Regions from separate parts of the Homo sapiens genome. Here region 2 is linked to region 1. A link is a loop called in an ENCODE intact Hi-C map of the cell type or tissue named here. Cell type or tissue: MCF 10A. All regions are shown on one strand.

Region 1 (8,000 bases):
GGAATGCTGTGGTGTGACCTTGGCTCACTGCAACTTTCGGCTCCTGGGTTCAAGCAATTCTTGTGCCTCAGCCTCCTGAACAGCTGGGATTATAGGTGTGTGCCACCATCCCCAGCTAATTTTTTGTAGTTTTAGTAGAAATGGGGTTTCATTATGTCAGTCAGGCTGGTCTTGAACCCCTGTCCTCAAGTGATCTGCCTACCTTGGCCTCCCAAAGTGCTGGGATTACAGGTGTGAGCCACCATGCCCAGCTGGATGGTCATTTTTAACCACTGTTTTTTGGGGGGCAATTTTTATTTTGAAAAAATTTAACTTAATAGAAAACTCCTATAAGTCTTTCACCCAAATTCCCTGATTATTAATATTTACCACATCAGCTTTATCATTTTCTCTATAAGTGTACATTATTATTATTATTATTATTATTATTATTATTATTTGAGATGGAGTTTCGCTCTTACTGCCCAGTCTAGAGTGCAATGGCACGATCTCGACTCACTGCACCCTCCATCTCCCGGGTTCAAGTGATTCTCCTGCCTCACCCTCCCGAGTAGCTGGGATTACAGGTGCACGCCACCACGCCCAGCTAATTTTTGTATTTTTAGTAGAGATGGGGTTTCGCCATATTGGCCAGGCTAGTCTCGAACTCCTGACCTCAGCTGATCCACCCACCTCGGCCTCCTAAAATGCTGGGATTTACAGGTGTGAGCCACTGTGCCCGGCCTACATTAGTTTTTTCTGAACCATTTGGAAGTTGCAGATATAATGCTCTTTTTGCCCTTAAATCAGTATGTATTTCCTAAGAACAAGGTCATTCATTGACATAAACACAACGCAGTAATCAAAATCAGGGAAATTAACGTTGATACAGCACAGTTATGTAATCTACAGAGTTTAGTCATATTCTGTCAGTTGTCCCAGTAATGTCCTTCATAGCAAAATAAAGAACTTGAGGTGTTCCAGAGTGTAGTCTAGGGTCACATGCAGCATTTATATGGTATGTCTCTTTAAGTGCCCTTTAACCTTGACCTTGTCTTTGCTGTTCATGACCTTGACGTTGTTGAAAAGTACAGATGAGTTATTTTGTAGTTATTTGTCCTTCAGTCTGGGTTTATCTGATGTTTCCCCAGGCTACGTGATGTGTCCTCAGTGCCTCACATCAGGAGCACATGATTTCGGTGTATGATCCATACAGGCAGTGTTAACTTTGATCTCTTGCCACGATTCTCCTCTGTAAAAATCACTACTTTTGCCTTTGTTATTTAATAAATACCTTATAGGGAAATATTTTGAGGCCATGAGATATCCTATTCCTCCTGTAAGCATCATCCACTAATTTTTACTTGAGTTAATGATGAGTTAATCATCCACATGATTTTTACTTGAATTAATGATGTTTGTCAAATGATGATATTGTTGAGCAGCCGTATATGGGGGCTTTTGGTAATTCTTAGAAGAATTCTGTTTCTCCATTCTTAGAAGTAGTTTGAATGACTGTAGTTGTGGGAAGCCTTTGTATTGAAATTAGTGTGTCTCTTTTCCTCTATCCTCCTGCACACTTGGATGTGTGGCCTTGACCTGTGGAGTGGGCTGCCTAAAGGGAGAAGGTCCATGCCTGTCAGGACTGTGGACAGGGTCTACTGGCTGTGCTGTGGGCGCCCACGCTGCCTTTATACTCCCTCACCCCCCCTATTTCAGGGGTTTGTGGTTTCTGCAACCCAGTGCATTTCTACTTTAAAGCTTGGCTTTAGGTGCAATCAGTTGTTAATAAAATTGATTTGTGGTTGTTTTCTTGTTTGTTTACTTGAAAATAGCCGTTACTGAATCCCATTGTCACATTTTTATTTTTATATGCTAACCAGCACTAGTAATGTTTTTCTCTGGAAACAAGTAACCTCTCTATAGCAGTGCAGATTGGATTTTAAGAAATGTGGAATTTAGGTCTACATCCAGCATAAAACCCAAAGACCATGTTATACTCCCCAAATTATAGCTGGTTCATGATGGTAAAATATTTTTTTTCTTGTTTGATTACCATTACATAATGGCTTTTAAGTTATTAGTCCTCATTTTATAATCTTTTAGTCTTAACCACCTCTCCCAAAATCCCTAAATTTGCAAACTACTATTTATATGTTAGCCTTTTAAAGTTAAAAAAAATCCTAAATGAGAGTCACCTTATTCCATGTTTACCAGTGAGTGCTGCAAGGGGTCAGAAATGCCCTCCATCCTCCCCTGCAGCCTCTGCTGTGTCTGAGATCCCACTGCCCCTCCTGCAGAAATGCCCTCCATCCTCCCCTGCAGCCTCTGCTGTGTCTGAGATCCCACTGCCCCCCCTGCAGAAATGCCCTCCATCCTTCCCTGCAGCCTCTGCTGTGTCTGAGATCCCACTGCCCCTCCTGCAGAAATGCGCTCCATCCTTCCCTGCAGCCTCTGCTGTGTCTGAGATCCCACTGCCCCTCCTGCAGAAATGCCCTCCATCCTCCCCTGCAGCCTCTGCTGTGTCTGAGATCCCACTGCCCCTCCTGCAGAAATGCCCTCCATCCTCCCCTGCAGCCTCTGCTGTGTCTGAGATCCCACTGCCCCCCCTGCAGAAATGCCCTCCATCCTCCCCTGCAGCCTCTGCTGTGTCTGAGATCCCACTGCCCCTCCTGCAGAAATGCCCTCCATCCTCCCCTGCAGCCTCTGCTGTGTCTGAGATCCCACTGCCCCCCCTGCAGAAATGCCCTCCATCCTTCCCTGCAGCCTCTGCTGTGTCTGACATCCCACTGCCCCTCCTGCTGCTTCCACCCTGGCAAGCTTGATAGGACCAGAGCTTGTCATCAGCAGCTTCTGAAATTGCTAAAGCTCATGGAATGCAGTCTGTCCCATAATTTAGCCCCGATTGAAAGCTGAAGTGTGTTGAGGGCTGAGGGTTGTCCTCCTTAGCTGCTGTAGTGGGCCCTTCCCTGGCTGGCTTGCTGCTGGCCTGAGATTCCTTCTAACCCCCTCCTGGACACCTACTGGGAGAACATGAAGGCAGCCTCCAGTTCTCTTTGAACACAGTTCAGGAAAGGTGGAAGGTAACAGCCTTCCTTTCCATCTGGTTAGGCTGATCTCTCTAAGAAACACTGGCTGGAATGAAAGAAGGGCAGCCCCTACCAGCCCAGGGCCACCAGAGCTGCCAGGGAACGCCTGTCTGTGTTTCTTCCCTGCTGCTGGTACTTGCAACCTCTGTCATCCTGCCATCCAGTGACTCACAGCTGCAGCCCTAGCTAAGATTTAACTCCTCTTGGAGTCTTCCTGCCTCCTCTCCTCCCACCCCACTGCCCAACCGCCTGCTGGAAAGGCAGCCCTGCCGCTCCACCAATCAGATGGGTCAGACCAGCCCCAGAAGGATGGGAAGGAGTTAGGCTGGGCGGGCTCATTGGCTTCCTCCTTGTTCTTAGGCATCTTTCTCATGTGAGCCTTTCTCTTCTGCTCACTCGTCCCCACCTTGTTCTATAGGACGTTTGGTGGTTCCTCCTGCCAGGATGCCTTAACGTTGATATTCACGGAAGGCTGAGGGTCGGGGGAGTAATAGGCAACTCCTTCTTTAACCACCAGCCTCATTATTCATTATTTTCTTTATGTAGTGGATTTTTGCCAGACATGCATTACAATCTCAGATGATTCTACTCTATACCCATTTGTGGGGAATCACTGTTCTCTAAGAGGAATTAAAGGAGATTTCACATTCTCTCTCTGGCTTGCCCCGCCACCCCCGACCACCTCCCCCCGCACCGCCCCCACCTATAGACACACTCTGGGTTGCCCTGGGAGGGCAGTGGGCAGTGGGATATTGGATATTGTGTTTCAGAAGGTGTACAGGCTCCCACAGACCCTGGCTCAGGCAGGGAAGGGGGACAGGATTTACCCAGGGTGGCTGACTTCGCACACATGGCGAGGGAGAACCTCCTGCCTCATCCACAGAACTGTGGCCTGGCAACATGAGACCTGGCAGAGGGAGGAGGGGTGGCTGGAATGTGAGGAGACCTAAGGGGTATGCAGAGCAGTTGGGGTGGGTCGAATTATTCCCAGCAAGCAACATGACCAGGGTTCCATATTGAAAGACCACCCCGACAGGTTCAGAGCAAGGTGAGGCTGGGGCAGAGGAGACCTAAGAGATTTCTGCAACAGCCAGGTAAGAAATGAAGAGAATCATAGCTGAGAGGCTTGCTTGCGGGCTGCAGAAGAGTGGGTACATCGGAGAGACTCGGGAGCTGCATCTGGAAGAGTCTGGTCCCTGACCCATCTGGGGGTGCAGGGGCTGGCAGGTGTTCTTAGTCAGTGCATCTTTCATGGTACTTAAGAACAGTTCTTGAACAATTCTCCTAACCTTGTTTGTACTGTTAGTTTGCCCTGAATTGTAACCCCAGAAAAGACTTTTGTGACTTTTCTGGTCCAAACCAGGCAGGAGACAAACTGGGACCAAATTAGTCAGGAGACTTGCTCGAGGACACAGCCTGTGAGAAGCAGGCCAGGCTCCAGCCCGTGTCTTCTTCGCGTTGTGTTTACCCGTCATGTGAAATGCAGTAGGACTGCAAACCTGAATAATTTTGTCGATAGATGGCATTTTTGCGTAAAGGCGTCTCTTATTTTTTACGTGGATACTCTTTAAAATGAAAATCAAAAAAGTTATTCTGGAAGTAAACTGGCTCATGAAATGACAACATATGGTGACAGCATTTCGTCTTATTCAACCTAGAATGTCATCTTAGTTCCCGGATGATAAGGGATATTTGGAATGAGGTATTTATTTTATGTTGTAGAATATTGGATAACTGCCACAGTACCGGGCATATAGTGAGTATTCACAAAACATTGGTTGCGTGAAACGAATTGTGTGAGTCACTTTTTCTTGTATCTTATTCAGAACGATGCTTCAGAGGGCTTTTGTGACTCACTTGTCTCCAGTTGCTGATGCAGCTGTAATGCTGTTAGACACAGGGATCAAATGAACATACGCTGCTGTTCGTGGTTTTGGGGGTTCTATTTTGGGGAGTGCTATGTCTGTTTTTAGTTTCTTGAAACTGCCTTTTATGCACAAAACCGAAGTAGACTGAATCTATAACTGCAGAGCCACACAGAATCTGGTGCGTCGTGTTTCCTGTCCAGCATTGCCACTTCCAGGTTTTTCATCTAACTTGAATAAAACATGTTTATTTTTTACAGAATTTCCACAAAATTTTATTTTTGAAGTTGCTTTTCAGAAAATCTGTTTTTAACTGGTAAAATACATGTCACATCTAAATACACAGTTCAGTCATTTAAGTATGTAAGTTGCGCAACCAGTCTCCAGAACTGTTTCATCTGAAATGATGTGTTTTTTGTTTGTTCGTTTGTTTGTTTTTGAGACGGAGTCTCACCCTGCCGCCCAGGCTGGAGTGCAGTAGCACAATCTCGGCTCACTGCAACTTCCGCCTCCTGGGTTCAAGCGATTCTCCTGCCTCAGTCTCCTGAGTAGCTGGAACTACAGGCGCGTGCTACCACGCCCGGCTAATTTTTTGTATTTTTAGTAGAGACGGAGTTTCACCATGTTAGCCAGGATGGTCTCCATCTCCTGACCTCATGATCCACCCACCTCGGCCTCCCAAAGTGCAGGGATTACAGGCATGAGCCACTGCGCCCGGCCGCAGTGATGTTTTTTGAAGGAGTTCTGTTAGAATTGAAAAGGTAGGAAGCTGGAGGCGCAGTGTCCACAAATGTAACAGAGTGTCTTGGTGTCAGGAAAACACAGCAGGGCACAGGTCAGGCATGTGGTTTGGGCAGCAGCAGTGGGAGCAGGGAGCAGCTCAGTGGTAGATGGGAAGGCAAACTGCTTAGGAGGATGCCACACTTAGGAATGAGTTTCTTTAGGCGAAGTCTGCACGTGCCTGGTTTACCTCCAGTAAGTGGGGCTCCAGCATAAAGGTGAAGGCTCTGGATCACAGCCAGCAGACTCTTTGTGCTGTGTAAAGGGTTGGCGGGTAAATGTTTTAGGGTTTTTGCAGGCCGTGGGATCTCGCTCCCAGCTGCTCAGCTTAGCCACTGTAATGCAAAAACAGCTGTAGACAGTAACAAAAGTGAGTGTAACTGTGTCCCAGTAGAAGTTTTAATGGGGGATTTTGGCCAGTGGGCCGTAGTGTGCCGACCCCTGCCCTGAGTTACAGATGTAAGTGTTTCTGTTTTGGGCCTGGTACTACGACTGCTGTTTCCTCTCAAGTTATCCAGTTTTTGAAAGTACGCTTTCTCCGCAGTGAGATGGGAGCAGTACCTGTAAAACCTGTGCCTGGCATGCGATGACATGAGATAATCTGTAAAATGCCACTCGGAAAGTAGAAGTTACTGATGTGTTTTTTGTGAGCGGTGACTCTGAAAACTGGCTTTTAAATCATAGTTCGTTCATGGGTTCCCGTGTTTAATGTAGTAGCCAACTTAAGACTTACGAGAGGGCCAAACCACCGTCACAGACACCCGAGAGGACGCAGCAGAGACAGATGTTAATTTCTCTGTCCAGTAACGGGATGGCTTTTCCAGGATTTCGGGGGACTGTGTTCCTTGTCATTGAGGGGTCCAGGGTCTTCCATTTTGCTTTACTGCCGTCTCCTGTGGCATTGTCCTTCACCGGTCAGTAGCGTGGCTGCTGTGCTTAGGTGACAGACAGCTGCAGGAGAGGAAAGAGCCTGGAGACACAGAGCTCAGAGCCAGGTCTTAAGCACAAGCCAAAAGGGGAGCGGGTCTCTCACTCACACTCTGCTTGGGGGGGTCTTGGTTCACACCTAACTGGACAGAAGGCCCGATAGCCGGAGTCAGACCACAGTCTGTCACCACAGGGGAAGGGGGACAGATACATTGGCGATGAGGTCGCAGTCTGTGCGACGTGACGGAAACAAATCCTTACATCCCAAAGTGAGTCCCCAGCAGGCTTTCCTCTCTTTGGTGGACTGGGTTTTTGTTTCTCAGGTTTCAGATATAAGGCGTCCAAATACCACTCGCGGAATTCTTAGCGTATACCAAGGTCAGATGTTTAAGAAATGCTATTGCACAATGTAGTTTAATTGACTTTTAGGTTTAAAAGCTCCTAATTTGAGATTCAAATAGGCTTCTAACAAGTATTTCCATTCGTAAGAATCCTGGCTTCTTAGGAATCGGTCACCTGTATTTGTAGTTTTGGTTTTGCTGTATAGTAATTTAACATTATATACATTTATAGCTTTACATTATATAAGGAATTTATCATTTAACATTATAAATTGTTTATAATTTAACATTATATAAATGCCGTAATTTGGGGTGTCCTTAGATATTTGCCCTGAATTTGTCTCTCCTAGAAAATCATTCTGGCTGTAATCGTAGATACAAGGACTTGGGAATCTTCTCAGAGTATAAACCAGCAGATCAGTCCAGATGGAAACGTTTCCCTTAGGGTTCCTTCCTTTAAATTTGTGTTATATGGCTTTTAGTTCTTCCTCTGCCATAACAGGTGAGCTTGGGAATACATTTGTGATTAAACTTACATTTGGGCAGGTATGGAAGTGTCTTGTGATTAGTTACCAAAGCTTAACGTGACCTTTAAATAAGGAACATAATTAATGGGCTTCCAGTCAAATATATCAATAATTTGAGGGAAGAATCTTAAATTGCCAGGCATTGCCTCTCCCCACTCCTTCCACCCGTTGGGGCTGGCCTTGAACTCCTGGGCTCAAGTGATCCTCCTGCCTCAGCCTCCTGAGTAGCTTGGACTACAGGCATGTACCACCGCACCTGGCCGGAAAATCTCAAATTGCATAATGCCACTTTCTTTGGGAAGAAATCAAGCAAAATTTGTGATTCTTGAGTATCTGTATAGATGTATACTTGTGAAGTAGGTAAACAAAGAATAAAAGAATTAAGACTAAACATGCTTTGCCCCTTTTTGTTCTAGGAATGTACCAGTAGTTCACTGAATTGCTGGGGTCACATACAGCCAATGTGGTATATTGAAGGGTTTTTTTAAAATT
Region 2 (8,000 bases), 73 kb after region 1:
TTTGTTCCTTTCTTTTCTTTTGGCTTAACATGTTATAGAGCTCATTCCTTATGCATATAGAGCTACCTCTTTTGTGTTAATGGTGGCATGGTATTTCATCATCGGAGTCAATACTGCTGTTTGCACAACTCTAGGCAGTACCTTTCACATGGTATTCAATGAGGCCCTGGATAGATGCACTATATTTAACCAGCTCTCTATTAAAAAAATTTTACTGTGGTAAAATACACACAGCATAAAATTTACCATATCGTATTAGTCCATTTTCGCATTGCTATAAAGAAGTACCTGAGACTGGGTTACTTATAAAGAAAAGAGGTTTAATTGGCTCCTGGTTCTGCAGGCTGTACAGGAAGCATGGCTGGGGAGACCTCAGGAAACTTACAATCATCGCAGCAGGTAAAGAGGAAGGAGGTACGTCTTACGTGGCTGGAGCAGGAGGAAGAGAGTGAAGGGGGAGGTGTCACACACTTTTAAACAACCAGGTCTTGTGAGAACTCACTGTCACAAGAACAGCAAGGGGGGAATCCACCCCCGTGATCCAGTCACCTTCCACCAGGTCCCTCCTCAAACACTGGGGATTACAATTTGACATGAGATTTGGGCGGGGACACAAGTCCAAACCATATCACATATCAACCCTTTTTAGGTGTGCAGTTCAGTGATATTAAGTACATTCCCACTGTTGTGCAACCATCACCACTATTCATCCACAGAACTCTCATCCTATGAAATCAAAACTCTGTGCGCATTAAATACTAACTCCCCATGCCGCTCTTCCCTTGCCCAGCCCCTCCACAGAACTCTCATCCTATGAAATCAAAACTCTGTACGCATTAAATACTAACTCCCCATGCCGCTCTTCCCTTGCCCAGCCCCTCCACAGAACTCTCATCCTATAAAATCAAAACTCTGTACGCATTAAATACTAACTCCCCATGCCGCTCTTCCCTTGCCCAGCCCCTCCACAGAACTCTCATCCTATGAAATCAAAACTCTGTGCGCATTAAATACTAACTCCCCATGCCGCTCTTCCCTTGCCCAGCCCCTCCACAGAACTCTCATCCTATGAAATCAAAACTCTGTGCACATTAAATACTAACTCCCCATGCCGCTCTTCCCTTGCCCAGCCCCTCCACAGAACTCTCATCCTATAAAATCAAAACTCTGTACGCATTAAATACTAACTCCCCATGCCGCTCTTCCCTTGCCCAGCCCCTCCACAGAACTCTCATCCTATAAAATCAAAACTCTGTGCACATTAAATACTAACTCCCCATACCGCTCTTCCCTTGCCCAGCCCCTGGCAACCACTGTTCCTTCTGTCTCTATGATTTTGACTCCTCCAGTTATCTCATCCAAGTGGAATCACACAGTCCTTTCTTATTTCACTCGGCATTATGTCTTCAAGGTTCATGCCTCCTGCAATGTGTCTCAGACTTTTGTTCCTTTTGAAGGCTGAGTAATATTCATTGTCTGTATTTACCATGTTCTTTATCCATTCATTCATCCATGCATGCTCAGCTTGCTTCCACATTTTAGCTGTTGTGAATAACATTTCTATGAACATTGGTGTACAAATTTCTCTTTGAGATGCTGCTTTCCGTTCTTTCGGCTACAGACCCAGAAGTGAAACTGTTAGATCATATTGTAATTCAATTTTTAACTTTCTGAGGAACTGCTGTACTATTTTCCACACAGCGGCAACATCTTACATTCCCAGCATCACAAGAATTCCAATTTCTTCACATCCTTGCCAACACTTGCTATTGTCTGTTTTTTTTTTTAAATAGTAGCCCTCATAATGGGTAAGCAGTGGTATCTCGTAGTTTTGATTTGCATTTCCCTAATGATTAGTGAGTTAAACATCTTTTCCTGTGTTTGTTGGCCATCTTCTTTGGGGAAACATCTATTCAATCCTTTGCCCATTTTCAAATTGGGTTTTGTTGTTTGTTGTTGTTGTTGAGTTTCAGGAGTTCTCCATATATCCTGGATATTAATCCCATATCAGATATATTATTTACAAAATTTTCTTCCATTCTGTGACTTGTCTCTTTACTCCAACCAGTTCCCTATGAATGGACATTTAGCTTGTATGCTAGTCAGCTCCGGCTGCTGTTAACAGATATCACCAACTGGGGTGCTTAAACAACAGACATTGATTTTCTCACAGTTCTGGAGGCTGGAAGTCCAAGATCAAGGTGCCATCAGAGCTGTTTCCTGGTGAGAGCTCTCTTCCTGGCTCATAGGTGGCTGCCTTCTTGCTGTAGCCTCAAAGGCAGAGAGGGAACACTCTGGTGTCTCTCCCTATTTTTTTTTTTTTTTTTGAAACAGAGTCTGGCTCTGTCACCAGGCTGGAGTACAGTGGTGCGATCTTGGCTCACTGCGACCTCTGCCTCCCAGGTTCAAGCGATTCTCCTGCCTCAGCCTCCCAAGTAGCTGGGATTACAGGCATGTGCCACCACACCCAGCTAATTTTTGTTAGTAGAGATGGGGTTTCACCATGTTGGCCAGGATGGTCTCGATCTCTTGACCTTGTGATCTGCCCACCTAGGCCTCCCAAAGTGCTGGGATTACAGGTGCAAGCCACTGCACCCAGCATCTCTCCCTGTTTTTAAGAGGAAACCAGCCCTAGAGAATCAGGGCCACCTCCTTCTGATCTCATCTAACCCTGATTGCCTCCTAATAGCCCTATCTGCAAATACTGTCACACTGCAGGATTCAGGCTTCAACATATGGATTTAGAGAGGACACAATTCAGTGCATAGCAACTTGTTGCCATATTTGGCTATTGTCAAATAAAAACAATACGGAGGGCTGGGCGACCTGCACATTCAGTCCCTTAGAACCAGAAGCTTGAGCAGCCCAGAGGCCAGTGCAGACCCTGCTTGCCTGGCGCTTTGCTGTGACCTCTGCTTGACAATGCTTGCTGCCTTGGAGCTGACGGGCTCTCGTCCAGCTCAGCTGGGGCACAAAACCGTGTAGCTTTGTCTAATTAAGAGCCACAGATGAAGTGCACCTTGGATGTGTTTCTTATTATTTCGGATGAAAGGTTGGCCTCTCTAGAAATCACCCCCAAGATTACTGTGCCTCAAACCTCGCTTGTTCCAGCCGATAGGGAAATGACGTTTTAACGATCATGTTAAATGAAACTGTAAGCTTGACCTTATTAGCTGCCTCTTCTTAATTAGCTGCTTATGCAAGCATTCTTTCCCCCCTGTAGATACAAATCAACAATTTCCAAGCCATCTTTGAACCAACCCACTCTTCTGTCCCCTTGCCAATTCCCTAGCTCCAGGGTTAATAAACTTCACATATGCTCAAGAGCAATTGCGTTAAGAAATGTTGCTTCCACGTAATTACTAGCAAAGTGCAGCATCAGCAGCCATTCATCCCTCACACATGTGCAAATTTACTGCAGGGTACATTCCTAGGAGTGTGTGTCATGGAGGACGGCTTGGCAGCTAGCATTCTGTGTGCTCTCCTCGCTGTTCCTTCAAAGGCTGGAAGGTGAGCCACTGCTTTTCCCGCTTCCCTTGCCGCTAGAGTTCTAAATGTGAAATGGGTTATGCCCGGTGGTCAATGTTTAACAACCAGCTCTCAAAAAAAAACAAAAAAACAACACAAAACAAAAGCAACCCGGCTGTTAGTGCTTGCTGATTTCCATGGTGTAAATATATCCACTGTGGTCAATTTCAATCTTGCTATCCCCTGGTGTCCCTGGACCTGGAATTGGAATTGCCGTGCACCGTTGGCTGTCACTAGGCTGAGCCAGCTCCAGCACATCCATAGTCCTGCCAATTCTTCGCACACCACTATGATTCAGAGGCCAAGACTCTCCTCCTGCTGCTTTTGGCCGTTTCTGCTGGCGAGCAAAGTTGTGGTGGTTGTTTTTCCTGTGGCAGCGTTCCAGGGTCCATTCAGTCCCTTTGTGGGGTCAAGAGGCAGGTATGGTACAGCACTGGGAGCCTCCCGACCCCCACCTGGCTGAGTGGAGTCAGGCTAGCAGAGCCCAGCCGGCTGGTCCCCAGGCCTTTTTCCGGGCACCACGCCAATAGGCCTGGCCCATGCCTCTCAATAAAACGGTAAGCCCCTAATTTCCTGTCTAAACCCCTTTTTGCTTAAAATTGTTAGAGTGGTTTCTGTTTCCTGTAACTAAACCCTGGCTGATGTAAAGTGGAACCTGAAACTGCATTTTTTTTTTTTTAAAGCAGATGTACGTTTTCCTTAGGCTTGTCTCCTAATCTGTCTGTGCAGAAGGATTTTAATGCGTTGTGAGGCCTGGGAGGACAATAATGAGTAAATTGGCACTCATTAAGCTTTGTAAATCTGAGAACTCTGGAGACAAAGCATCTGAGTGAGCTGAGAAGGGTGAGACCCACTTCTAGGGTCTGTGAGGCCCTGTCCTCTTAGCACTCCTTCTGCCAGGCCCCGGCAAGGCTGTCTGTGTTCACCAGGCAGAGGCTAGGCTGTAGGATGCTGGCGTTAGTTAGGGAGAAACTGGATTTTCTTAGATCCACAGAATCAGACACAAGTCATGAGACTATGTCATTTAGTTTGCAACTCCAAATGCTTTTGAGGCTGAGTTAACTGTGGGACGTCTCTTTGGATTTACTCTCAGGCAGGGCTCCTCCCTGGGGAGCAAACTACTCCTGAGGTGAGATGGGGGAGAACAGATGTGTACCAGTGATCCCAGCAGCCTAGGGAGGAGGCCCGACTTGCAGAGGCATTCTTTCAGCTCATTAAAGAGCACCCTCTTTGATAAAGGCAATTACCTCTTGGGAAAGAAGCCTGTTAGCAGCCCTCAGAACCTGGGTGTGAATGAATTTCCAGGTTCTTTCCAAGCTGAGAGCAGGTAGGTACTGCGAGGATGAGGCACAGCCTGGGTAAGTCTGGCAGCCGGAACTGTGGGGAGTAGACCCACCCACGGTCACTAATAAGAGGGGCTAGTCGGGACTGTGCCCTGAGAAGTGGGAGCTGAGCCCTGCAGAACCAGCTTCTAGGCTCTGTCCCCTCCTGCTGGCCCTTGGATAAGCCTCTCTGGGCCCCCTGCTTTCTCATCTGTCAAATGGGGATTATATTACCTAGCCTCATAATGTTCTCCTGCGGTGGGTAAAATGGAATCTTCAAAGCGCTAGGGAAATAGAAAGTGAGGGCGGGGTAGTGGGAGCTGTGGGCCTGGGTTCAGGCAGCGAGGTGACACACTGTCACTGAAGTCACAATAATAAAATCTACTAAGTCAGACGACTGGTGTTTTTGTTGCTGTTGTTTGTTTTTCTAATTACCAGGCATGATTAAATACTCCTGCCAGGGAAAATATTTTGTTGATCTAAATTCTAAACAATTGTGAGGGTTTATGTATATATATATATACTTCAAATCAACATGATTTTATTTATTATCCTTTGATAAGCTTTGTATTCCAAGTGAAAGTTAATTTCAGAACTCCCAGGTATAAAGTCGGTCCAGAAATGTGCTTTTCAAAAGTAAGTTGTGAGCCGTCTGAAGCCACTTTGGACATCATTCACGTCTCCAGTGCCCCAGGGTGCTGTGAATTCCTACATTTAAACAGCAGATTTGACGAAGCAACAATAGCACAGTGATCGGAAAGAGGAAGATTCGGAACTTAAGTTACTTCAATTCTGTATTCTGTGTGACCATTGAAGTCTTGTTTGTGTTTAACATTTAAAACAGTATAAGAGGCCAGGAGCGGTGGCTCATGCCTGCCGGTAATCCCAGCACTTTGGAAGGCCGAAGTGGGCGGATCACAAGGTCAGGAGTTCAAGACCAGCCAGACCAACATGGTGAAACCCTGTCTCTACTAAAAATACAAAAAATTAGCTGGGCGTGGTGGCAGCCGCCTGTAATCCCAGCTACTCGGGAGTCTGAGGCAGGAGAATCCCTTGAACTCAGGAGGCAGAGGTTGCAGTGAGCCGAGATCGCGCCACTGCACTCCAGCCTGGGTGACAGTGTGAGACTCAGTCTCAAAAACAAACTAACAACCCCAAAAAACAGTACAAGAGCACAAACTGCAAGGTGAGGGGACATTTTAGTTCATATATGAAATATTTTACTACATTGGAATGATATATTTAAAATTGGAAACATGTTCTTTTTAAATTATTAATTTAAAACTAAGGAACAAATCAAGAAAATTAAATATTAGAGAAAATATAGTAGTTGCCCAAGTTTTATCTTTTGCAGATGTTTTGTCTCATTTACTGAAATATAATTGATATACCATAAAATTCACTGTTTTAAAGTATACAATTCAGTGTTTGCTTTTTCTTTTTCCTTTAACCGTACTCACAAGGTTGTACAGCTTTCACTGCTATCTAATTCTAGAATATCTTTGTCACCTGAAAAATAAACCCCATACCACGAGCAGTCACTCTTCACTTCCCTCAGCCCTGGGCAGCCACTAGTCTATGTCTTCATGGATTTGCCTATTCTCAGAATTTAATAGAAGTGAAATCATATAATAGGTGACTTCTGCATTTGGTTTCTTTCCCTTAGCGTAATGTTTTCAAGGTTCTTCCATATTGTAGCATGTCAGAATTCCCTTCCTTTTGCTTTCCTTCCTGAATCATATTCCCTTGTATGGCTATACCAGATTTTCTTCTCCATTCGTCAGCTGCTAGGCATTTGGGTTATTGTCACCTTTTGGCCATTGTGAATCATGCTCCCATGAAGATTCATGTAGAAGATTTTGTGTGAATGGAGGTTTTCATTTTTCCTGGGCATAGACCTACGAGTGGAATTGCTGGTCATGTGGAAACTATGTTTAACGTTTTGAACAACCGCCAAGGGATTCGTCCTTTTGTGAGTGTATATCCAGTCCCAGCAATTTCTCCACATCCTCACTAACGCTTAGCTGCCCTTTAAAAATTAGAGTCATTCTAGTAGGTGTGAAATGGTCTCTCACTGCGGTTCCTTTTTTTTTTTTTTTTTTTCCCAGAGACAGAGTTCTGCTCTGTCACCCAGGCTGGTGTGCAGTGGTGCAATCTTGGCTCATTGCAATCCCCCCACTCCCAGGTTCAAGCGATTCTCCTGCCTCAACCTCCTGAGTAGCTTGGACTACAGGCACCTGCCACCACATTCAACTAATTTTTTTGTATTTTTTTGTAGAGATGGGCTCTCGCCATGTTGGCCAGGCTGGTCTCGAACTCCTGACCTCAAGTGATCTGCCCGCCTTGGCCTCCCAAAGTGCTGGGATTACAGGCATGAATCACTGCACCCAGCCTCTGTGGTTTTGATTTGCCTTTCCAATGACTTTTGATGTGATTATTGGCCATTTTTGTATGTCTTCTTTGGAGAAATGTCTATTCAATTCCTTCAGTCATTTTTGAATTGGGTTATTTTGTCTTTTTATTACTGAGTTTTAAGAATTCTTTATACATCCTAGAAGGAAGTCTTCATCAGATACATTATTTCCAAGTATTTTGTCTCATTATTTGTATCGTTCTTTCACTTTCTTGGTGGTTTGCTTTCTTTTGTTGCTGATGGTATCTAATCTAAAGAAACCATTGCCTAATCCAAGGTCAAGGAGATTGACGTCTGTTTGCTTCTGAGATGTTTTTAAGTTTTAGCTCTTACATTTAAGTCTTTGATCCATTTTGAGTAAATTTTTTAATGTCGTGTGAGACAGTAGTCCAAATCCATCCTTTTGTTTCAGCACCATTTTTTGAAAAGATGATTCTTTCCCCATCAACTTATCTTGACACACTTCTTGCAAATCAATTGACCATAGATGTAGCTACTTGAAGTTTTATTTCTGTTTTCCCTCAACTTCTTATTTTCAAAAATTTAAGTGGCAGGCCTTTGTTCTTCCCTCTTGTTACAGTTTGACATTCCTTCCTAAAAATCACTCTAAACTTTGTGACGGGTCCCAACTGTCCTCCTCACGTCCCCAGCACTTAGCTGGGGCAGTTGGCCTGGGGGCCTTGGTTCTCCTCCATGTGCCCCTCCGGCAGGCTGGCTCGGGCTTCTCACAGGGACCG

Evidence for each region. Peaks named below come from ENCODE experiments on the same cell type or tissue, not always from the same donor. Only the 100,000 strongest peaks of a DNase experiment are listed, where the experiment ranks them.
Region 2: a loop joins it to region 1, with 2.9 times the contacts of the local background. A loop is called at or near these places in 10 of 110 quality-filtered maps.

Annotation. Positions count from the first base shown.
Region 1 is chr15:101,196,875-101,204,874 of GRCh38, reverse strand. The region is part of intron 2 of CHSY1 (chondroitin sulfate synthase 1); the gene reads left to right. Among named protein-coding and RNA genes, the nearest start is that of LRRK1-AS1, 49 kb to the right of the region's middle. RefSeq lists a silencer at 6,377-6,671. In MCF 10A, no CTCF peak of the experiment used is centred here; DNase peaks (open chromatin) are centred at 3,294 and 4,884.
Region 2 is chr15:101,123,809-101,131,808 of GRCh38, reverse strand. All of the region lies in intron 1 of LRRK1-AS1 (LRRK1 antisense RNA 1), which reads left to right. Among named protein-coding and RNA genes, the nearest start is that of LRRK1-AS1, 24 kb to the left of the region's middle. RefSeq lists silencers at 363-562, 4,904-4,953 and enhancers at 3,784-3,953, 4,164-4,273, 4,564-4,613. In MCF 10A, no CTCF peak of the experiment used is centred here; DNase peaks (open chromatin) are centred at 3,388 and 3,858.